Regions from separate parts of the Mus musculus genome. Here region 1 is linked to region 2. A link is a loop called in an ENCODE intact Hi-C map of the cell type or tissue named here. Cell type or tissue: heart. All regions are shown on one strand. Links, peaks and the distances in the headings refer to the core of each region. The heading gives the core; the rest is flanking DNA. Region 1 has its middle 52 kb from the start of Gm41329. Region 2 holds the start of Gm36451 (a long non-coding RNA gene).

What was found. A loop is a pair of places that touch in the nucleus more often than their neighbours do. Peaks named below come from ENCODE experiments on the same cell type or tissue, not always from the same donor. Only the 100,000 strongest peaks of a DNase experiment are listed, where the experiment ranks them.
Region 1: a loop joins it to region 2, with 1.9 times the contacts of the local background. A loop is called at or near these places in 6 of 42 quality-filtered maps.

Annotation. Positions count from the first base shown.
Region 1 is chr15:58,701,791-58,713,510 of GRCm38, forward strand. No RefSeq gene overlaps it. Among named protein-coding and RNA genes, the nearest start is that of Gm41329, 52 kb to the right of the region's middle. In heart, for the core only: CTCF peaks have their summits at 4,810 and 9,370; DNase peaks (open chromatin) are centred at 4,721 and 6,081; H3K27ac peaks cover 1,672 bases.
Region 2 is chr15:58,587,118-58,598,837 of GRCm38, forward strand. It overlaps Fer1l6 (fer-1-like 6 (C. elegans)), which reads left to right. Exons shown (of 41, transcript NM_001370912.1): 19 at 3,273-3,450; 20 at 7,734-7,858. Gm36451 (a long non-coding RNA gene) reads right to left here and starts at 9,938. Exons shown (of 3, transcript XR_384120.4): 1 at 9,687-9,938; 2 at 8,518-8,649; 3 at 1,886-2,119. In heart, for the core only: a CTCF peak has its summit at 5,740 (motif pointing right); DNase peaks (open chromatin) are centred at 5,744 and 7,844; H3K4me3 peaks cover 741 bases; H3K27ac peaks cover 2,435 bases.

The DNA of each region.
Region 1 (11,720 bases), core at 1,732-9,731, 110 kb after region 2:
CAGGGTGAGGACAAAAAGAATAATAATAAAACAAGAACAGTGAGAAATTAACATTTACGTAATGCTCCATATGCCTCTGCTCCTATTCTAAGTGCTTTCTACAAACGTGAGCTAATGTCACAGAAAAACAGGCCAGAAAGGAGTTTTTATTAACTTCAAGTTTTTATAGCCTAAGGCCTCAGGCCTCGGCTGACTGCTCCATTCTTTTGTTCTGTTTTGTTTTGTTTTCTGGGCCATGTTCACAGGGGAGCCTGTGCATTGGGTTCTTCCACAAAACTCAGGTTCTACGGGCTGATGGCTTCTCTTCCTAAACAGTGAAGACCCCAGCAAGTGACTATGACAGTCACTCAGTACAAATTCCCGACATCCATGGCTCTTTTCCAGAGGATACCTAAGATGCTGTCTCATCCCTCAACACTTGGGCTATAGAGCTGTGATTTTTCCACATAGTAACTTCAGAGCAGAACCTATCACTGACTTACTGTGTCTATTCCCAGAGCGGGAATAACCATACAGGTCTGGATGTGCAAGCCAGGGACTTGAGTCTCCTGAAGACACACTGTGGGGTGATTCCTCTCCCTCTGCAGGCTGCTTTCTCCCCGAGTACCTATGAATAAGTGTCTCTTTCTTCTTCTAGGCAATGGAATCTCACTTCCAGAAAACATCTTCCCAATAAACTGATTTGGGAAGCCAAGGTCAGCAAACAGGAACATTTCTCAGCAGAAACCATTCAGTTCTCAGTGTTTGTGCCTTGCTCTCTGTCATGTCCGCCCATCCCTCCTTCCTTCAGTCCCTCTGTCCGTATCTTCAGGATGCTTGTCAGACTTGTACATGGCTGTACTAATTGGATCTGTTTGAAAGGAGCCTTGCCTTCAGAGTACCATGCATGGAAAGCCGGGATCAGAGAGAATTTTTCCAGTTACTGTAAATCTCGCAGCCACCGAGAAGAACTCTAATTACTACAAAAATGGAGCAATGCTTTTTTAGGTTCTAATTAGCTAGAGCTGCGTACTGAGGATCCTTGTGTGTGTGTGTGTGTGCGTGTGTGTGTCTGTCTGTCTGTCTGTCTATCCCTCTGTGTGTGTATACGTGTGTGACTATGTGTGTGTATGTGTGTGTGTCTGTCTATCCCTCTGTGTGTGTATACATATGTGGGTATGTGTGTGTGTGTCTGTGCATGTGTGAGTGTGTCTGTGTGTGTCTCTGTGTGTGTACGTCTGTGTGTGTGTGTCTGTCTGTCTGTCCCTCTGTGTGTGTATACATGTGTGTGTGTGGTGTTTCTAAATAAAATCAGAAAGACTGCTCCAAGGGAGACCATCCCCTAAGCAGAAAGCTAAATGTGAGTCCATTTCCACTTCTTCCAGTGCCTCAAGGCTCCAGCACTCGGCCTATGCAGCTCTTCGCCCCACTAAGGCAGCCCAGCTGTGAGGATCCCTGTCCTCACTTTTCCAAGCCAAGAACCACCTTTGACTCTTTCCCCCACCACATCTGTCCTTAGAGTCCTATGGAGCACAACTCTGACATGTCTGTCCAGTCCTTCTTCCATTATGGTCTCTTCTCCCGCACCTCATTGCCAGCCATTGTGCCTCAGCCTCTTGACCTTTCGCTCTATTTTTGGAAAAACCAAAAAAGTCTCAATTACTTGGTTGAATAATCCCTAGTCTTCCTAGCCCCCACCCCTTGCTACCCCTCTGGCTTATGTTGTGTTTTATTTTGATGCTTATACCTGACCCCACCCAAAATTTTTGCTACAAATAATATTAGAGCTGGTCAGGTCACTCAGATGACACCTCTCCTTTTTATAAAAGGAAAAGTAGGGGCTGGGAGACAGTGGACTGTGACAGGAATCTTGGTAAGATAGAGTGGGTCTGAGACCCTGGTACCCAGGCACCCACCTAAGACGGTTGGCGCCTCCCTGTCCCTGCCAGATTACTGACCCAGACCACGTGACCATACTCCCCACATTGGTCATGTGGCCCAGAACAGAGTTCTCCATCTCATGAGGATATAGAGGCCCTGAGGGTTTAACCAATAAGCTTCCCTTCCCAGACATCCCTCCCTGCAAAAGGTATTTATTTAATCTCTGGTCCACCCTGAGGAGTTGGTAGGCTGAACAGTCAATACATGGTATAGATAAACGTGCACTGTCCCTTTCATTGAGAACCGCCCTGGGGGAGCATAGAGAAGGCCTTCACCTACAGAGCCACAGCCTGAGTCTCCCATAGAAGGCCTCTCTGCACTTCCAGACAACAGCCACCAAGGTAAGGACAGTCGCCACTGGAAAAACCGCACAGGGAAGTAAGAAACAAAGTGTAGGAGGTCCACAGGTCCTCGACGAGGCCAGGAGTTGGTGCTCCCAAACTCCTGGACATCCAGGCACTGCTGGGTCAAGAAGAGTTGGGAACAGAATCAGGGCCTGTGGGCAGAGAGAGCAGACAAGCCTGTGGCCAGGGAAATGGGAGCCCCAGCTCAGCTCACTGGCTTCTCCACTTGTCACTCCTATCTGCCCTCCTTTCTTATCCACCAGCTTTTAGCTCAGGTCATACTCCTCCTCTCCCTCCTTCCTTATGGCTGTTGCCCTACATGAAAATATTTCTTTGTGTTAAACCCTTGATCTACAGTCTGTCCTGCCTGCAAAGTATGCTCAGGCAACGTCAGCACAAACCTGCGGGATTAACAAACTGATGTCTAATTTGACTTAAGGCTCACTCCATGAGATGGAGCCTAAATTTGATACTGCTTGGGTGACCATGAACCAGAGACTAGAAAAGCCAGAGACCTAGGGTAAAACCAAATACTACTGTCTTCAAAACAAAACACAGCAAACAAAACACGACACAAGAAACAATGACTCATAATAATATTCCGCTATATTCATAACTCAGTCATCACCAGAGAAGATTCCTCCTACAGCAGATGGAGACACATAGAGAAACCCACAGCCAAGCATTAAACAGAGAAAGACCTTAGGACGCATGGCTCTAAACAAGATGTCTCCATCAAATCCCTCCCCTCAGAGTTCAGGGAATCCCTTGGAAAAGCAGGCAGAAGGGATGGAGTAGACAGAGCAGGTGAAGGACACCAGGAGACAGGTCCTCTAAAACAGCTGAGCGAAGTTCACATGAACTCACAGAGCCTGACGCAGCAGGCCATGGGTCTGCACCAGGTCCCCTGCATAGATGCTATAGCTATCACTTTGGTACTTTTATGAGACTCCTGGGGATGTAAACGAGTGGGTCTCTGATTCTTGTGTCTTCTCTTGAGACTCTTTTATTTTTCTGTTGGCTTGCCTTGGCTAACTTCAATAGAGTGGTTTTTGTTTTATCTTACCATATTTTATTTTGTCTAGAAAATAAATATGTTTAAGCTATGTTTAGAATTCAGAAAAAGCAATCTCACAGCTTACTTTCATTTATTGATTCAACTAAGCTTTTAAGCTAAATAAATTAGAGTTTCTAAGAAAAAAATTTTCCTTGTGTTTACCCAAGGCCCAACTTGAAGCCTGGGATGGCCTCTGTCTTGATTCATGTCACTTATTAGCTCGGCAACTTTAAGCAACTTATCTAACATCACTCACTTTCTATGTAGAAATGATGCCTCCTGTCCCTGACTTACAGGCCGTTTTGAGAATTGTCTAGCTATGCACAAGGTGCCTAGAACACTGTTTGGCCCATACCCATAGGAGGAACTCAATGCAGGTTTCGTTTCCTTCATACTCTGGGAAAGGAAAGCACAGGCGTCCAGACACCAAGTGCAAGCACCAGAAAAGAAGCACAGGGGGAGACAATGGGGACTCGGCTCTCAATGGTGTGTGTGCGGTTGTGTGCATATACGTATGCATGTGCGTGTGCACATGTGTGTATGTGCATGTGTGTGTGTGTGTGTGTGTGTGTGTGTGTGTGTGTATACATGTGTGTGTACAGGTGTGTGTATATGTGTGGGCAAGGCTTGACCTCACTCTAGCAGAGCTTCACTTTTGGGGAAAACGGCTTTTCTTTCAAGAGCTCCTGTGAGGAACACCAGATGTGTACTCTGTTGGCTATGACTTTGCAGATGGCGCATCACTGTCACTGGACTCAGGGTAGAGGACATGGAGACAGACTTCTCACATCCAGAGTGGGATTGGGATGGACGAGAATAATACACCTGAAAAAAAGGATATGTTCTCAAGGAGGAATGGAAGGGGTCAGGGTGAGGAAATGGTGTCCATTCGTGGAAAAAAGCATGGGACAATACAGAAGAGCTTGTGATGAGGCTCATAATACTGTGAGCCATGTGTGTCCCTTCCTGGTTGTAGAGATGGAGCCTTAATTACAGTTGTGTCCCCTACACCTGTCCAGAGTCAGGTGGCCATGAAATATGGAGTTAGCATGCTGGCTGGCTGGAGAACGAACAAGGTAAGCCTGTTGTCCCTCCTGTTGATGCTTCTCTGCACAGGTTCCATTTGGTTCTTCCAGCCTAATCAGGGGAATGGCTACCAAGTGGCCCACCAAGAAATCTGGCTTCTGTTTGCTTAGCTATTTGCATCTTAGAATGGTCTCTCTGAGACTTGCCCATTCTCCTTTGCCTCACTTGGCTTCTTCTCTTCCAAGTTTCTGTGCTGCTATTTATAAACCTCACTTGTGTCAAGCTCCTGGGTCCTGCCTACCGCTCTCCTCCCTCCCTCCTAGGGGCAGAATGTTCTAGTTAACCTGTGCTTCTTTGGCTTTCAGAGGAGACACAGGTACTCATGCCAATGCTTTACAGCTCGGCCCAGCCCCACCAGATAGATGGCAGCTTTTCCTGCTGGTCCATTCCGTTACTGCCTCAAAGATAAAGGTCATTTCACTGATTTATTCATTGAATGCCTGGAAGGCAAGTGGCCACTAGAAAAACTGATAGACTTGGCCAGAGTCTCAGACTCACAAGCCAACCATGCAAAATTCAACTCTTTGAGCTGTGGATAAACTCTGGGTGTCTTCTCTCAACCAGATAAAAACTACCACCTTCATGTGCTAGGCCCTGTACAGGGTGCTGGGACACTGTGGTGACAAAGGTCAGTCTCTGTCCTTGCAAGGTTAAAGGAATCCATCCCAGCACACACCAGCAGCACAGAGTTACCACCTGGAGATCAGAATGTATTATACCTGGCATGACCTTGGTCAGGCTCCAAACGTCCTAGGGCTAATTTCCAGAGTACTAGCTCAGGGGAGCAACTAAATAAAGGTTCTGGAAGTCATTTGCATTCACAGAAGCTTTTGAGCTCTGGTCTGGGAATGTAGCTTAGTGACTGGGCATTTTTATAGCATCCAAAGGACGTGGGCTTTATTCCTAGCTGTGCAAACAAACACAGTTTTAGAGCTGGAGAAACCTTGACATTCATCTTAGCTCCCAGAGAAAGAAAATAGATCTGTGTAGCCAAATCATCACTGTGATGTTCAAAAGGCTTCCAAAAATGGCCATTTAAATAATCCATAGCATTTACTATGGAAAAAGGAAAGACCTTGAACAGGTGCATGTGAGGCCCTGAGCCTTGTACTATGACCACATGCAACTTCCCAACAACATTGTGAATGTTTCCACTCCATTTTGCATCTAAGGAAACTGAATCGCAGACATTCTAAGTGGTGCTTAAGGCCTCAGAACAGTCGGATAATGGATTGAAGAGTTAAACTCACCTAGTTTCCGCAGCTTCTCTTCCTAAGAAAATGTAAATGTATTGAAGTCATAATATTGACTGGGTCAATGATCTGAGTTTTGTTCTTACATTTACTACCGACAGGTTATTTGACCTTGTGAAAGCCTTTTCATTTTACCAGGACTTAATTTCTCAGATTGTAAATGGCCTCCAAAGGCCACTCTGCCAGCATATGCCCAACACAGACACCATTACAAGAGCAGGCCAGTTCTAGTTTCTCTGACTTCAGGCCATGCTGAACTCAGAACTTCATGCAGCTGCCCCCAACTGATTACAACTGACACGAACTCAAACTTGTTTGTGCTGTGTGCTCCTTAGCCCTTGCAGACTCTGGCCCTGGTATTTTTGGCCTTAGTCTGCAGCTTATCTGTGATTGTACAGAGCAGAATGCTGCCAGATGTAGAGCCCTATGTCCTGACTGATCATAGGCTATGTCCAGAACCCCAGGGGACGGGCCTCAAGGTAGAGGGTAGTAACCTCCATTGCTCGCTTCATACTGATGGGCATCTTCCTCAGCCCTGACATGCCTGGCACCTCCCACAGCTCTCCTTCAGCTGTCTCTAAAGTGCATTAATATGGACAATGAGGCTCAGAAGAGGTTTATGGAAAAACACCACAGTCCTTGGAAGCTGATTAGTTCACAGGCCAAAAGAGTGGGTGCATGGGGGAGGGGTATGCAAGCAAGACAGTCAGTCTCTGCAGAAATGACAAGCGAGTCTGTGAGCAACCTGGGAGCAGAGGTTACAAGGGCATGGAAAAAAATCAGAACAAGGTTGAAATCTGATGCTGAGCTGACAAGCAGCTATCTGATGCTGTGCTGTTGAAGGGAGCCTGTCACCCAGAGGGAGCCAAGCAACTGCCAATGGCCAAGCTGCGGGTGGCCCAGACCTCAGCGGTGCCGGGAGCTTCACATAATAAGCAAAAGCCACTTTGTCCTGCCAGTAGCCAACATGGAAGACAGGACTATTTTTTAAGGTGTCTGAGACTAGTGTCAAGTTACCCCAGAATGTCAAGAGGCCACATAACTTACCAGATAGCTCAAACAACCAATTCATCTCATCACTTGGTGAATCTGGGGAGGGGTAGGGATATCGATACTACTTTACAGAAATAGCGGGCTGGTGAGATGGCTCAGCGGTTAAGAGCGCCGACTGCTCTTCTGAAGGTCCTGAGTTCAAATCCCAGCAACCACATTGGTGGCTCACAACCACCTGTAATGAGATCTGACACCCTCTTCTAGAGTGTCTGAAGACAGCTACAGTGTGCTTACATATAATAAATAAATAAATATTAAAAAAATAAGAAAAGAAAGGTAATCAGCTCTTCATATACATTAATCTCTCTCTCTCTCTCTCTCTCAGGACAAAACCGGCAAAAACACATAAAAGACGATCTACCTGTTCTTTCGTTACCCAAGGGCCATCAAACAAGTACCTTTAACTTTGCAAAGACTGGCGATCCAGTTAGAACAGTGTCCTTCAATGGACGCTATCAGCATTTTGGATGGGGCAGCTCTAGTGGCAATATCAGGATTACTGTCCCTATGCACAGAATGCCAGAGGGTCCCATAAGACACTGTAAGGCACCAAGATGCCCATATGACTTTGCAGTGCTTTCTCGGTGGGTGGAAAGACTCATCCTCAGTAGAAGGCTGTTGTCACAGATTCCCATCAACTTCTCTCTCCTGCTCTTTTCAACTCACTTCAGACCAACGACAAAGAGAAATCAGAATCCAAGGACAGACACAGAATAAAAACAAACACAGCGAAGGTCTAAGCACATGGGAGTGACAGGGAGCAAAGCCTAGGAGAAGGGGAGATCCTGCCTAAGAGTATGGCCAGGGACTGCTCTGTGGTGAGTCTGAACATAAGAGCAGAGAAGGAGGCCATCAAGAGGAGAAAGTGAAACCCCAAATGATCCATTTCCCTCCCATAGGGCCATTCTGCGAGCTGAGAAGCCCATGGAAAAAGGATGACTTAAAAATAAGAATCAGGGAACAGACATCAGGATATCAGACCGAGATGAGCTGTCTGCTCATGACACAGGGATTTACCCTCCATTTCTCGGTTGCCCCAGGAGACTGTGGGAGGCCTCCACTAGCTACTTCCTAAAGTCAGAAGCAGCAAGTGACTGCAAGAAGGGAGGGCACCTGGACCTCTGTACATCACTGTATGCTTGATTGTGCCTCCAGCCAGAGTTGGCCCTGACTGGTTTCTTTGAGGTGTCTGTCTGTGGCCATTCCTAGATGCAGGAACTGCTTGCCAGGCTCACAGCCACTGAGTCATTTGTCCTGATGACACCAAGTCCACTTCTTTCCCAGGATGATCACTGCCAAGCGCCCAGATCCTTGACGGTGGTGAGTGCGGCATCCATCTCAGGGAGGGCATGTGTCAGTCAGGCTCAAGGCAGGCGGGAGGTATGGGAACAGAGCCTTTGCTGCCTCTATTGCTAGCTGAGATGTCTGGAAGCATCATTGAAGGTCATCATGGTCTATGGTGCAGGTGTGGGAGTTCTGTGTCAGTACTTGCTTATTTACGAGTGAAGAGGGGCCACCACTCTTTAATGATTAATTAAAGATTAAATTAAATTAATTAATTTAAGGATGATTTAATATGTGTGAGGTCCTGGGCTACATTGGTGAGGTACATTCACTTCAAGTAATTCTTCTCTCACTTCATGAATTGCCCTCTATTATTCCTACTTTACTAAGGAAGGGTTTTAGGATTAAAGTGTTTAGTAGCTTCTTTAAAGCAATACACCTAGCCGGTGCCTGTGGTAAGCAAGATAATGCCTCCCTCTGATGACCCAAGTCCTTAGACTCTGTGAACCTAAGTTTGATTCCGTGGCAAAGGGGAAGATGGCAGATAGGAATAAAGTTGCTAATCATCTGACCACACAACCAGGAGAACGTTCTAGATAATTGTAAGTGCTTCCGGAGTAAGCAACAGTGTCCTTACACATGAACAAAAGAGATGTAGATGGGAAAGAATTGTGGCGAGGCTGGCTTTGATGCAGGGGTGGGTGTGTAGAAGGGCTGTGACTCCAGGGAATGGGTGTCAAATCCAAAGGAAACTCCATTTTCCCAAATTCTGGCTATTAGACAAAAGCCAGCATTCCCAATAGAAGCTGAGTTCTATCAAAGGATCTACTTCCCTGATCACTTGCTAAAGGGACAAATGGCTATCTGTGGTACCTGTTAACATACCACAGTACTTGCTGGCCTCCAGGCTCTCTCAGTATCCTAAGTACCTGTTACACACTTCAGAGTCTATGCAGGCATCCTGGCTCTTCTTAGCTCTTCTCACCTCCCCGCCACCACCACCCCAAACTACCCCCAGCTCAGCAGCTTCCTTCTCTGCAACAACTCATGACTTCCTATAACCCTGCCATTTTCCTTATGCTCTCTTTGTCTTCTCTTGGTCCTCTCTGTCTGTGTATCTCCCCCAACACACCTCCTGCTCCTGCTTCTCTCCTGGTCAGATCTCTGCTGGCCACGGTCAATCTTCTACTCTTTCCATGCTCTGGACTCTTCCAGATGCCCCTGGTTGTTTTTGCTCTTGTAGCTATAATAAAACATTCCACTTAACCAAACCATGTCATCATGGCCATGTCATCAGTTTATTCAGGAAGCAGCCTCTAGAAGCTGGTGAGGCGAAGAAAAGAAGCTCCCCCTGGAGTCTCCATGAGGAACGCTGTCCTGTTGACACTTGGGTTTTAGCCCAATGAAATCAATGATATACTGTTGAGCTATAGTGTATAGAAATTAATGTGCATCATCCTAAGCCAAGTTTGCTGATAGCTTGTTGTGGTGGCAACAGGGAGCTAATACAGTGGGCTATTCTGGTTTGAACTCAAATCTCCCTTGCTGCAAATATGAGCTCCTAACCAATGCACCAGATTGATTTGACTTTGCTAGGCATACTTGTTGGGATTCACACCCGGGACAAACAGCTAAAGGTGCATATTTACCATACCAAAGTGGACCTGGCTGCAGGTTCTCCCAGCATCCCTCAGTCTTTACCTGACATACCCTGCCCTCTACCCTGAATGTTCCAGTCCAGGGACTGGGCTTTCCCTCCCTCAGACATTTTAACTTCTCTCTTTCTCTCTTTCTCTCTCTCTTTCTCTCTTTCTCTTTCTCTCTCTCTCTCTCCCTCCCCCCCCCCCTCTCTCTCTCTCTGTCTTTGACTCTCTCTGCATTTTCTCTCTCCCTTTGTGTGCATGCTTTTTTCTCTCTTTCTCTTTCCCCTCCTCTCTGTCTCCCTTCCCATCGCAACTTCCCTGGCCTTGTTCCTTTGGACCAGCAAACCTACCTGAGAGTTGGTTCCCAATAATCCTGCCTTTATATACTCATTTCATTGGTGGATAATGACTTATTAATCCCAAAGGAAAATTAACACTGGTAGAGAATGTATCTTTGGATTATTGTGTTTGAGTTTCCCAAATTTATTGATCTGGTGATCTAAAAGTCCACCCAGATTAGATTATATTTAAGAAGAAAAGAAGTCCTTTGGATGGCCCAGTATGGCTTAAGCAACTCTGGCTGTCAGCTCTTCTAAGCAGTTGCCACATATTACTGTGCATTAAACTAATGCTGGAAGGTTCTGGGAAATTATATGAAGCCTCATGGGACCACCATACCAAGGGCACACAGACCTCTCAGCTCAAGACATCTGTCTTAGGCAAACAATGGCCCTTGTTTTGCCCCTGGGCCTTAACAGAAGCTTAAAATCAGATCATGCAGGTCCTTGCTACTTAAGCATCGTATTGTAGACTAAGATCCCATTTGGAGAGGAATATCCCACTGACACTCAAGAACTTGCCTTAGGTGTCAGGACCCTCTGATGCTTCTTATCAAGGTGTGAGTAGATAGACTTCTCCACTCTCCAGACTATCCAACATGCCATTGATGTGACAAACTGAAATAAAATCCCTTCCAATGGTGAGATGAGATGGCCAAGTCTCCTATGCACTGATGCACGACCAAGGCAGAACACTGAACACGACCTTGGAATTAAGCAGTGAAGGTGGACTGTCTGTTGTGTCTTGTAAGTCAAATCAAACTGCTTCGTGATCCGTCTTTCCACTGGAGTTGGTAAACACACATTTTCCTAGTAAGTAGCTGCCCCCCACCCCAAGGGGACCAGAATCCCTGCTGATTGATCCATTACAGTAAGTAAATAACACCTGGAACAGGTGCAATGGGGATGTCTTCCAGATTAAGCTTGTGATAGTCTGCACCAAGATGATGAAGAAGGAGAACTATCCTTGAGTATTTCACAGACTCTGATGATGCCACAAACCTTTGTACCCTCAGGAAAGTGTTTCTGTTGACAGTTGACTCTTCTGGAAGCTTGGGGTGGGGAGATATGGGGGTGGGGGTGGGGAGGGCAGCTCTGGGTGCTTCAATATAACATCCTTGTGTTACAAATCCTCAGATAAGGTTCTCCTGGGGGGGGGGGCTGAGCCCATTTATTCCACTATATGCTATAGTACTAAGGAAATAACAGAGGGTTAATGTAAGCCCCAGGGAGCCAACTGTCAGTAGAAATTGAATTGATTAACCCACAGTAGTATGTTCTGTCAGTGGAAACTGCTGGTAACATCAAAGCCAGTGTCAAAGCCCTAAAACCTGGAATAAATTTTTTCCTCTCAGAATACCTGAATCCTGTAAATGGCTGCAGGACCTTTTCAGAAAGGGAAAGTCAGGCTGTCCTAAATATTTACAATGCTATGCGCAGGATCTTCCTCCGACACCCAACCTCCCATAGAGAACTGTAGGTTCTCAAGCTCTGAGATCTGTTTGTTCTCTTGTGTGGTATGCGCTGTCTCCTTGAAAAGGAGGCTTTTACTTCAGTTGCACAAATCAAATAGTTTCCTAGCAGCCAGGTGTGGTGACACATGCCTTTGATCCTAGCACTTGGGAGGTACAGCAGGCAGCTCCCTGGGAGACTGAGACCAGCCTGGTCTACAGAGCCAGTTCCAGGATAGCCCCCACCCCCCCACACCCTACCACCCCCACACCCTACTGCATAAAGAGACC
Region 2 (11,720 bases), core at 1,684-9,683:
CAATTGTGAGGATCAGAGTGGGCCTCTGCTCAGAGCTGAGTGTTCCTTGGTTCTAATCCCCTCTTGCTCTGTGACGTTAGATAATGGTGCGTCTATTTACCTGAAACTCATCTTCTTTCTTTCTAAAATACACTTATTGGAAGGGTTGCAGAACTATTGTGAGACTGAACAAAAGAGCGGCCTAGTACATCATGCTGAAGATAGAGTATTCTACAAGAAGAAACACTGGTCCAAGGCCTAGACCAGCGTAAGTTCTCAATCAGGGCCTAGACTGGCGTAGGTTCTCAATGAGTACCAAGCATCTTCATTCTTGGGAATCACCATATTTATTAAACAAATGTTTGCAACATTCTTCTGGTCCCAAGCAATTTTTTTTAAAGCCTTGGAAACATCACTGTGATGCACCAGACAAAACCCCTTGCCTTTGTGAACCGAAGTCCTGGGATGGCTACAAATAGCAGAAGAAATGCTGTCACCCTAACAAAATAACCCTCGGCTGACCCAGACTCATCCCTGCTCTCTTTCCTTCCATTCCGCTTCTCCTCCCTCTCTCCCTCCCACCCTATCTTTCATCCCATGCTGTCAATCAAACCCAGGGCCTTCCAGATATGAATCAAACAATATACAATCAAGTACCAAATTAGATCCTTGGCCTTCTCAATAAACATTTATTTGCTTGAACAAGTTTTCAAATCATCAGGGAAATGATGAAGGGAGATTATGTCTCTTATTACAATTTTTTAAATTACAGGTTGCAGAGTACTTACCTTGATTCAAAGCGGAGTGGGTTTGTTTTATTTATTTATTTATTAGCTGAATACATAACAGCGCCCTTCTTTCTAAAGATTAAATCCCCACTCCTCCACATACCAATCAAGTGCACCCTTGAACTTCACCCGCCCCTCTCACTGTGAGCTCTTCTGGTCAGAAAGCTCTCTGGATCGTTCTTGGAACTGCATAAATGCTCACTGAATATGAGCTTCCACTACCCGATCTATGTTTGTGTTCCTTCCTCCTTCTGGGATGCTCTTGGTTGATCTTACTCTAAGGTACTGACTAAGGGACTCAGCTATGTGTGGTAGTGCCCTCCTATCCACTGGGGGTGTGTTTCAAGACACCCAGTGGGGGCCTAGCATTCAATTGCAATTGCAGTATACATAGTATTTTTTCCTGTGAATACCTATAATAGGGTTTCATTTACAAATTAGAGGTTTATGACAATAGCTAATAGTAAAGTGGAAGAGTTATAACTGTATTCCATAATAAACCTCATCTATGGCTTAATGTGCAGCAGGAGAAACAGTAGCTGAGCACAGCAAGCTGTGAGCTTGAACAATGGATGCCCCTTTCCTTCCCTTGACCAGTGACTCTCAACCTTCCTAATGCTGTGACCCTTTGATACGGTCCCTCATGTCGTGCTGACCCCCAACCATAAGGTTGTTTTGCTACTTCATGGTTGTAATTTTGCTAGTTGTAATGTAAATATCTGATATGCAGGATATCTGACATGTGGCCCCCAAAGGGGTCGTGGCCCACAGGTTGAGAACTGCTGCCTGAGATTTTTCTTGTCCATCACTGGTATTATCTACTGCTCGTGTGTCTGTAATCAAATACCTGACCAGAAACAACATGAAAGGGAAGGAGGGCTCGTTCTGCCTCACGGTTTGAAGCCACACGGTCTGCCACAGCCAGCTGGGGAGGCATGGTGGAGTCTGTCCACAGTCAGGAAGAAGAGAGATGGATGCTTCTGCTTAGCCCACGCGTCATCCCTTTTCTATCTCTGGGATTCCAGCTCATAAGATGGTGAAGCACACATTCAGAGTGTGCCTTACCCTCTCTCCCTCCACTGAATCCTGTGTAAACACTCGCAGACAGCCCAAAGGTGTATCTCACTAATCCATTAGCTGTTTATTAACCCAATCAAGTCAATAATAAAAACTACCCATTCATCACTCCAGTGAGTGCCAGTGTCCAGAGCTCAGCACTTGGAGAACCTGTGTCCCTGGCCCTCAGCATCCGATGCTCCCTGGCTCTGGTCCATTGGCTGAAGCCCAGCGGCACATGCAGTGGTTGGTTGATTGAGTTGTTCCGAATCTGCTTTCGAAACCATCAGAGCAAGCTACAAAGGCAAACAGCTGTGCTCAATTTGAAGTCAAAGCCTCTCCATGGGTGCTCGGGAAGTTGTCTGAACGAGTTCTGGCTTGTGGTAATAGGAGTTTCTGATCTTCCATGGAAAGAACTCAGTGTGGAGAAAGGAGAGTTATTGAGAGGCAACTCTAAAACCTGCCAGAAGAGACACTTAGAAGAGTCAATAGAAGATAGAGAAGTAGCCATGTCTTAAGTGTCATCAGCTCTTGTCAGAAGCCCTGAATACAGCCAGGGCTGGTACTGGGACTGGGTAGGGACAGAGAGATCCCAAACCCCGGTGACTAGGAAACAAAAGAAGCATGTTCAATACGTCAATTTTTATCCTTGTGGTCTTGGGGTATAGAAACTCCCACAAATACATTTGTGCACAGGCATGCACATACACACACAGATACACACACACAGAGACAGACACACACACAGACACACACACACACACACAGACACACACACACACAATATTACATGTGAGGCCCCCACATGGAGAGGAAGCAGAGAGCGTAGGGAGCTTAAAGCCACAGTGCCTAAGGAGGATGAGGGATCTGAAAAATGTGTGCCAGGCAAAAGGGCCTGGGAGAGCAGGCAGGGCTTTCCCTCACACAGAGCATGGGACAGAGGAGCAGGAGAGGCAGTCCTGAATGAAGTGAAGGGGCAGAAACTCAGGCTGCAACCCCAGTATCTAGGAAGGCAAGGCGAACTGAAGAGCTTGAAGAAGAGGCAAGCTGTAGACTCAGAGCCAATAGTCTACAATTGGAATCGCCAATCCTCGGCTCTAGTCATGGGTGTGTGAGTTATAGAGTAAGGGAACAGAGACACTGTCCTCATCTGTGAAACAGACAATGAGCACATGTGTGTGTTAGGCCTACATGATCCAGGACCTGGCAGTGGTTATCAGAATTCGTGCTTAAGCTTCGGGCCTCCAGACCAAGGTTGTCCTCAGGAATTCTGTAATGTGACAACTGGGACCATTTCTTTCAATTGTGTGATGTAGACAGAGCCCTGGGGCAGGGGGTGACCCTCTGTACAAACCTTGAGATATATATCCAGAAAGGATCCACTTTCTCAGAATAGGGTCCATGTTTGCTTTCTGGTGATAAAAGAGTCTTCCTTTTTCTCTCCCCCAGCTTCCTGGGAAACGGCCGCCCGGCTGGACCGTACAGGCAAAAGTTGACATATATCTGTGGCTGGGCTCCACTAGATACTCCAATACTATTTTGGATAACTTGCCAGTGGGCTATGAAGCAGAAATGCCTCCCAAGTCATCGGGCACCCACCACCCCCCATCGGCCCTGCTATACCAAGGTATGGTGTGCCCACAGAGCAAAGACAGGCGGGAGGCAGCTCTGATGGGCTTTCGGGTAAACAGCGGTGGGGACAGCATCCGTGAATTTGTGTTTTAGTTGGGACCAGTTCCCTTGCCTTTTTTCAGGACAATTGCCAAGTGTCCTCTCTTCCAAACAGAAAGCAAGGTTTCATTTAGAAATATTACATCTAAACTTTTTTATGCATTTCTGTGAGGAGAGAGAGAGAGGTGAATTTCTTCAAACATGCTGGGCAGCCATAAAAATGAGTTTGCGTTTTAAGCAGAAAGTTTTTTGTGGTGGTATGACTCATGAAATTAAGGTGATTATTTTTTTCCTTTTTATACAGCATTGAGGTTTGAACAGCGTACATACCCCTTTGGTGACCCAGTGCCACTGGTATTGGTGAAGTCGCTTATGTTTTTCTAGCCCAGTTCCTGGCATGGCTGCTTCTTTATAGGAAGACAGCTTATTTTATGGAATTATTTAAATTCATACGGTGACTTTCATCAGTATCGTGTTTACATTTCAGTAACATTTTAATTGCGTCATGAATATTAATACATCACATTTGCATTCTGCTCTGTTTTCAAAACACTTTAACTTTTGTGCTTTTCTTAGCTGCTCAGCTTCACCTTCATGTCTACAGAAGCTGAGTTTTGAGTTGAGCCAAAACTGGGGACAATGCAGAACAACACACACTCAACACCTCCTCTGTTGCACAACAGCCTTTTGGTATCAGCTGATCTTGACTGCCACAGTATCCTAAGCAGGGCCATAGTGAGAGAAGATGGGGTTCTGGAGATGTGTGTACAGTGGCTCAGCTCACAGAGTCTGCAGTCGGTGTGCAATGTTGGGAGAAAATACATAGCCCTCAGTGCCAAGCATTGTGTCGCATATGCGACACATAAGATCTCGTTCTGGGAATTCTTTAGTTCACAGAGGGGGAGAGTACATTTCTGAGACACCCAGAAATTGCACGAGATCACTCATCGGCTGAAGGGTTGAGAAAACCATTTCCAAACACAACTTTCTTATCTGCTTTCCATTAAACCACTGAGAGCTTTTTTATCTTTGGGCAAATAACACCCACATCAAGTTAGCTCCTGTTTCTGTAGATACAAATATCTACGCAGATGCAAAGCTCCAGACATGTTCACCGTTGCAGCCACTCACAACCCAAAGGAGAGGCCTTTCCGGAGCTTTGAGATGCTGTGTAGCTTGTCCTTTTCATGGTTACCTAATGACCTTCTGCTGAGCACTGACATTGGTGGCGTTGGCTGCCTTCCACACCGACTGGTGAATTTTATGCTCCAGAGGAGAGCCATTCAGCAAATAATTACCTTGCGTCTATATATGGAAGGCATGGTGGAAAACCTGGCAGGGGATGTAGAGAGGAGCAAGAGGGGATCCTAGCTTCAAGTGGGACGTGCAGGTGTGGCTTTAATAACCACAGGGGGCAGGAGATGGGGCCCCATGGTGTGAGGAATTAGGCTAGACTACTCTGAGGAACAGTACTTAGTAAGATTCAAGGTTTCTAAAGAAACCCGGAAATGTAGGCTAAGAAAATGGCACCCCCTGGAGTTGTGTAATGCGCTGCTTAGCTGCTTACGTAGCCTCAGTTGGAAGGACTGCTAAAATCTCCGGGTTAGACATCTCAAGGGCAGTTGGTGTGCATTCTCTCAAGGAACGAGACCATCCCAAGTTGGACTGAGAAATCTGCTGAACTCCGTAGTAACACATGGCTGTCTCCCAGCTGACTCCTGTTGGCGGCGTGTACCTGTAGCATCTGCTGAGCACTGCTTTGTTTACAGCTGTCATCTTAAGGGACGTTCCTGTCAGCAGAGCCCAGCCTGTCAACATCAGAGTTAATTGGTGTCTATGGAGACACGGAGGGCTGTAGAACTGCGCCTCCAAGAATTACTTCTCTCGTTCCACTGGCTTGCCTGGAGTTTGCAGAGCCTTGCCCTGGAAGAACTGGTGTGGACTTAATTGGGCAATGTGGGCAGCTTGGGCTTCCTAATTGGCTGCAGGATTAGCTTGGGGATTGAAAAGGTTGCTACATTCTTAGGCTCCACGCTGGTTCTCATGTAAGCCAGACAGCGGCATGGGGTAGGGAGAGAGAGAAATGTTCAGGTCTCATAACAGTCAATTAAGGAATTACCTTTGACATCCTGCCTTCCCTGTCCCTCCACACCTTCTCTGTCAGAGTTGTTTGCCACCATCTACCTAGGGCAGCAGTCTTTCCCATACCTCATTTGAATCCCTCTCCAGTGTGTGCTGATCTGGCCCTTCAAACTTTCACCTACAGGGGGCACTGTTGTCTGCTTGCATCCAGCCCTTACATCTCTTCTGTCCATTGAGAACTTGACCCACAATTTTATCCTCTGATTGTCTGTTCCTACACACACACACACACACACACACACACACACACACACACGGCCTGTTGTACTTTCTAATGCTCCATGTGCATCTCCAAGGTTCTGAGGTCATGTGCCTTCTACTGTTTCTGACCATTACTCCCACACAAAGTAGTCAACAGTTCTTCTTCCAAATGACCTGACATGACTGATTTTTAAACATTGACTAATCTTATATACTTGCTACAGCCACTTAAGGCTTGCATCCCTGCCCATCCTGTGCTGCCACCTTGAAAGTCTCTGCTCAAAGGACAGGGCCACTGCCCTAGAATTAGCTCCCTTGTACTCGAATGCGCTTTGGTGACTCTGAACTGTTCTCTTGAGAGGGTCTAATCTTACTTCACAGGAACAACTTGTTATGATTTCATGTTATTCTGCTTTTCTCTTCCCCACCATATATTAGACCCTTGAGATCCTGCTGTTTTGCTATGTACACTTCTAACACGCTACTTCTAATTGCTTATGCGAGCTGCCTGACATTTCTCCTATCCCACTGTGATGAGTCCCAGGTTGCTTCCAGCTGCTCCATGGGCAACACTATAACACTCAACAGGAACAGCATGCCAGCATCTTCATGCAACTTCCCAGTAGCAGGCACTGCCCTCAGCCCGTAGCCTCCTAGAACAGCCTCATGGAGAGTTATTAGCCTTTATTTTACAGATGGCTGTGTTCAAGTTCGTGTGTGAGCATGTGTGGCATATGCCTAGAAGTTGCTGGAGGAGGGGGTTTGATGAAGCTTGGGTGAGGGAACACACATAGGGTGTTTGTGTTCTTCATTTAAGTAAGCAGAGCTATTTCAATAGGTCCACAGGGGTTCCTTCATAGAAGTCCCCACGCCAACACAAAGACATGGGCTGTACTAACATCATCCTTTTCAGAGATGTAGAAATGGGTGGGTCAACAGGCAAAGGGGATAGGGGAATGTGAAAACAAGAGGTGAGCTTGAAGAGCCAGGGGTGGTGAGGTCCATGACCAGCTGAACTGCCGTTCTCTACTGAATGCTGACCTCACCAAACCTCTCTCTTTGTCTTCCGTCTATACAACCTGGGCTCACTCCTGCTCTTTGTCTCCCAGGCCCTTTGGTCAGATCCCTCACAGGCCTTCAGCCACACACCCCACCCATGAGATCTGGCTTCTCTTCCCATCTCTGGTCTTTTCTCAGGGAGCTCCCAAGGACAGGGACTGCCTTAGTTCCATACTATCTACAGTGCCTTAGAGATCAAGACCGAAACTCTACAAAGTAAGCACACAAAATGTCATTGGCTAGCAAAGTAGAAGACAGGGTGAATGGACAGTTCCCTATGTCTATTGAGTTTATTGAAGTAAAAGCTATTTGTGAAGCAGCCTTATACACCGGTGTTTGAGCCTGCATATGCATGTGTGCTCATACACATGAGCCCCTGTACACACACACACACACACACACACTGCTAAACAAGACATTCCTAATGAATCATACTGCTTGTTTAAACTTGCGAAAATATGACATTTTAGTGGGGGAAAGGTGGATTTTAGAATTAGGCAGAAGAAAAATCTGGGATTTGCACATTTGGAAAGTTGTTCCATCCATTTTGGGGTCATTTTCTTCATCTATTTGTGGGGAGATAGTTACATATTTCACATGGTTGTTGTGATGATGATTAAGAAACACAACATGGCAATGTGCGGGGTGTTTCTAAAGTACTTGGCACTAGCGCCTCTCCCCTGTCTCCGCACTTTCACCTGGCCTCGGAGGAGGACAGGGCTGGTCTCACTGTTGTCTGTCTGGGGTACACAGCCACCTGTCACTGGCAGACACACATAAACACATACCAATCCTAAAAGCCTATTAACATTTGCACTTTCTACAATTTCCCCACAGCCCAGCATGTCTTTCAGCTGAGAGCACACATGTACCAAGCCCGGGGCCTCATCGCAGCTGACAGCAATGGACTTTCAGATCCCTTTGCTAAAGTCACATTCCTGTCCCAGTGCCAGACCACAAAGGTAACCAGAGAGCCGCTGCTGCTGCTGCTGCTGCTGCTGCAGCTGCTGCTTGGCAGAGCCTGGGAAAGAAAGATAAGGCTCACCCCACATGCCCCGCCCCGCCCCGCCCCTTCCCTCTGCCACTCCCAATGCACAGTCTTGCAGACTCAGAAGCCAATCTGGGTCAAGAAGGACAGGCAGGAGAGGTCTATTGGTTTCCTCGAGCCACTGTGCTAAAGCAGATGGACAAGACTTAACGCTAAGACAAGGGCCGAAAAGACTGAGGAGCCTGGAGCACCCCAAGCGCCTGCAGGGGTGCCAACACCGAGAGTACAGAGGGAATGAGAAATGAGAAGCCAGCATAGACAATGTTCCTGAGACTGGAGTCTGTCATCACCTCAGGGGGACCTACTGGGGAGGAAGGGTCTAGCTTTCCAATCAGGGAGTTATACCTCACCGCACAGCAGCGAGGCTGCTTTGTACAGATGCTATGCTCAAGCCCTCCCCCTGGAGAACCCCCCTTGGTGACCGGTGCTATGTCACAGGAGGCAGGCAGGCGGTTGTTTCCTTGGCTTCTCCCTGTTGCCCACACCAAGCTCTACCTCAGAAAACAGTTCCCAGTCAGCACAAGTCCCACAGGAGGAGATCTCCCCTAAAGGTCGGACTCACCAAAGCCTTACCTGTTCTCGAGTTGTCACCTGGGGAAGGGTAAGACCGTAAGGCCCTCACAGAGAGGTAGGAAACAAAGAGACGCAAGGTCACTGTGTGGTTTGTTTACTCTGCAGCTGCAGTTCTGTCTTTCTAAAGCAGAGCTGTTGTGAAGAAGTGAAAAGTTACATGCATAAATGACGGAAGTGTGGCTGTCATTACACTGGCTGATGTCAAGAGGGCACATTTTTCTCCAAGACCCCTATAACCCAGTTGATGGATTCAACTGTATTTTGATGTATCACACATAGACTGAGAGTGTGAAGGGAGCCAGCATCACGTCCTTTTAGCTAGTTCTTGTTGAGAACTGGCTCTGCACGGGCTCTAGGGTCGGGGTTGGGAGAGATCCCGCTCCTGCATAATGCATGAGGCAGACACGCATGTAGTCCTTCAGGCAGATAGGCTGGTTGTGCTGTGCTGAGCCCGATGTGCTGGGCTGAGCAAGCCCCTATAGGAGCCACGTGGAGAGCTGGAATCATCTGTCTCAGAGAAACCTTGGAGGAAAGGTATGTCCATCCTCATTCACTGGCTAACGGGACCAGGAAGGCAGAAGGCCTTCCTCTCTGCTGGCTTTTGAGAGGACACAAGCAGTGGGGACTGTGCACATGGGCACAGGAGACAGCACTGTCTGTAAAGTGCTTGCCACACAAGCATGAGGAGCTGAGCTTATTAATAAAGCCCGGGTAAAAAGCCAGGCATGGTGGTGTGCACTTTCATCCTAGCGCTGGGGATCTGGATGGAGGTGGGCAGCTTGCTGGGGCTCACTGGCCAGACAGCTCCTACATCAGTGAAGGAGCTTGTCTCAAACAGCAAGATAGATGGCGTCATAGGAATGATACCATGCTTTCACATACATGTTCATGCATGTGCATCTGCACACACATGTATCCCCTACAAGCATGCACACATGTACATGAACATGTATGTACATGAAGAAATGCACACACATGCACATACCTTCAAACTTGTACACAGACAAATACTCAAAATTAACACATAACTAGAGGATTCTGTTTCCCTGGTCCAAATCCAAGATCTTCTACCTTTAGGTCTCATTTCCTTCACCTGTTATAGGAGTGATAGCAACATATACATCTCCCTCACAAAGCATGAAACACCAATGGCTTAAAACAGCTTCTACCTGGCGGCTCGTGGTGGTTGCTACTGCAGCTGCCGTCCCCAGGCAAGAGTAGTCTCAGAAGGTGGAGCCAAGGGCCATCCATGTGCCTCAACCATGCAATTCCAGATCCTCTGGAGTGACCTGGGGAGGTCTGAGTGAGCTCATGGGACAGCCACAGAACTATCCTGCTGGTTTTCATCTCCATACAACATCTTGGTTTAACTTAGATTCAGATCTCAAAGGAACAGATGGACTTGGCTTATCTAATAGTCGTCTGAAAGGGAAATAGGTTCTGTTGCACCCTGGATCTGCCTCTAATTTTGAATCAAGTACCCCATTTTTTACTAATAATAACAGCTGTCACTTATTCAAAGCTCTTGCATGCCAGACACAACAATACACATTTTCTGTACATTGTTCACCGCCCTTTGTGTAAATCAGGGACACATGCTCTTGTGTTCCCATTCTGGAGATAGAATCAGAGATTGTTGCTCAGAGACGGTGGTCCAAGATGGAAACCCAGGTCTCACCAGTTCTGAGATCACCTTTGCCTAGTCACTCTGTTTTGATTTCCGTTAGTAAGCTCCCAGGTTTCCCTCTCCTGTTCAGGTGTTAGGCTACACTGGAGGGCCTGTCTGGGACTGTGGCAGGCCCCCTTCATACTTATGCTGGGAAAGCTGAGCGTGACACCCTGCCAGCCCTGCCGAGCCCACTGCTCATGTGGGCTGGCACTAGGTCCCAGGAGAACTGAGGGTCCGGTGCTCTGAAAAGCCAGCCTCTAGAGGGTGTCCTGCATACCACCCCTCACAGCATGATTTGATGGTCCGGAACATTTCAGAGGGAGGCCAGTCATTGTAGATGCTATGGAGGACTGGGACTTGAAGGATAAAGGGAAAGGGGAAAAGGCTTCTACAGAGGAAGGGTTTGAGAGCTGATGAGGAGAGGAGTCAGATGTGAATAGGAAGGACAGAAGAGGAGGAGGGTGGGGCATCTTAGACAGTAGAGATTTCGAAGCCTGGTGTTACCAACAATGAGACTGATGCCATGAGCAATTAGACAGGATCATGAAGTCTACCAGGGTTGTCATAGGGTAGGCATTTGTGTGTGTGTGTGTGTGTGTGTGTGTGTGTGTGTGTGTGTGTGTTGCAAGGAATTAGACCCCAGGCTTGACAAATACCAGACAGATAGTCTACTCCGGAGACACACCCCTAGTCCTCAATGTTTGCTCTCTTGTGATATGGACTGAGATGGAGTCCATTTAGGGAGGATTGCAAGCATTTATTGAGTGCCTACTGTATACTAGGCAGTGAATATTCTTTACCTAAGACAAATGGGTGTTAGCCCATTTAAAGAAGGGAAACTAAGATTTGGAGACAGTAAGTCACCTGTGCAAGTCAGTCATAGGATAGTTAATTAAACCTGGATTCCATCTAGGGTTTTGCTCCTACTGCTATATTCTGTCCAGGACATCTGACTAGTTGCTCAGTGTTAGTTAAGTCTTACCCTGAACTTCCAAATGATACTTCAAACCAGTGGTTCTCAGCCTTCCTAATGCTGAGACCCTTTAATACAGTTTCTCATGTTGTAGTGACCTCCCAACCATAATATTAGTTTTGTTACTATTTCATGACTGAATCTGTGTTTTCCAAGGGTCGCAACCCACAGGTTGAGTAACACTGTTCTAAACTCAGCTCAGTGTGAGGTTCCTTAAAGAAGCCCCGAGGGAACAAAGCTAATCAGGGGCAGCTGAGCACAGAAGTGGAAGACACTTGTGTGAGCGAGTGAGTAAGTATCATTCTAAAGGGGCTGGGTGACGTCTCACATATGATGGCAACTTGAAGGGCAGGTTAGTTTCCTCTTATCTGTTCATGCAAATGGCTGTCAAGCACCCACTATGCCAAGGTCTCGCTCACAGTAGGTACATGATGAATGAGTGAATGACCACTGAATGAATGTTGGCCTCTGGAGTCTTATTCAATGGCACTCCCAGTCACATGGGAAGGAAGTGATTGAAATCCCCCTGTAGCAAAGATGCCGTGAAGATCGTAGACTGCT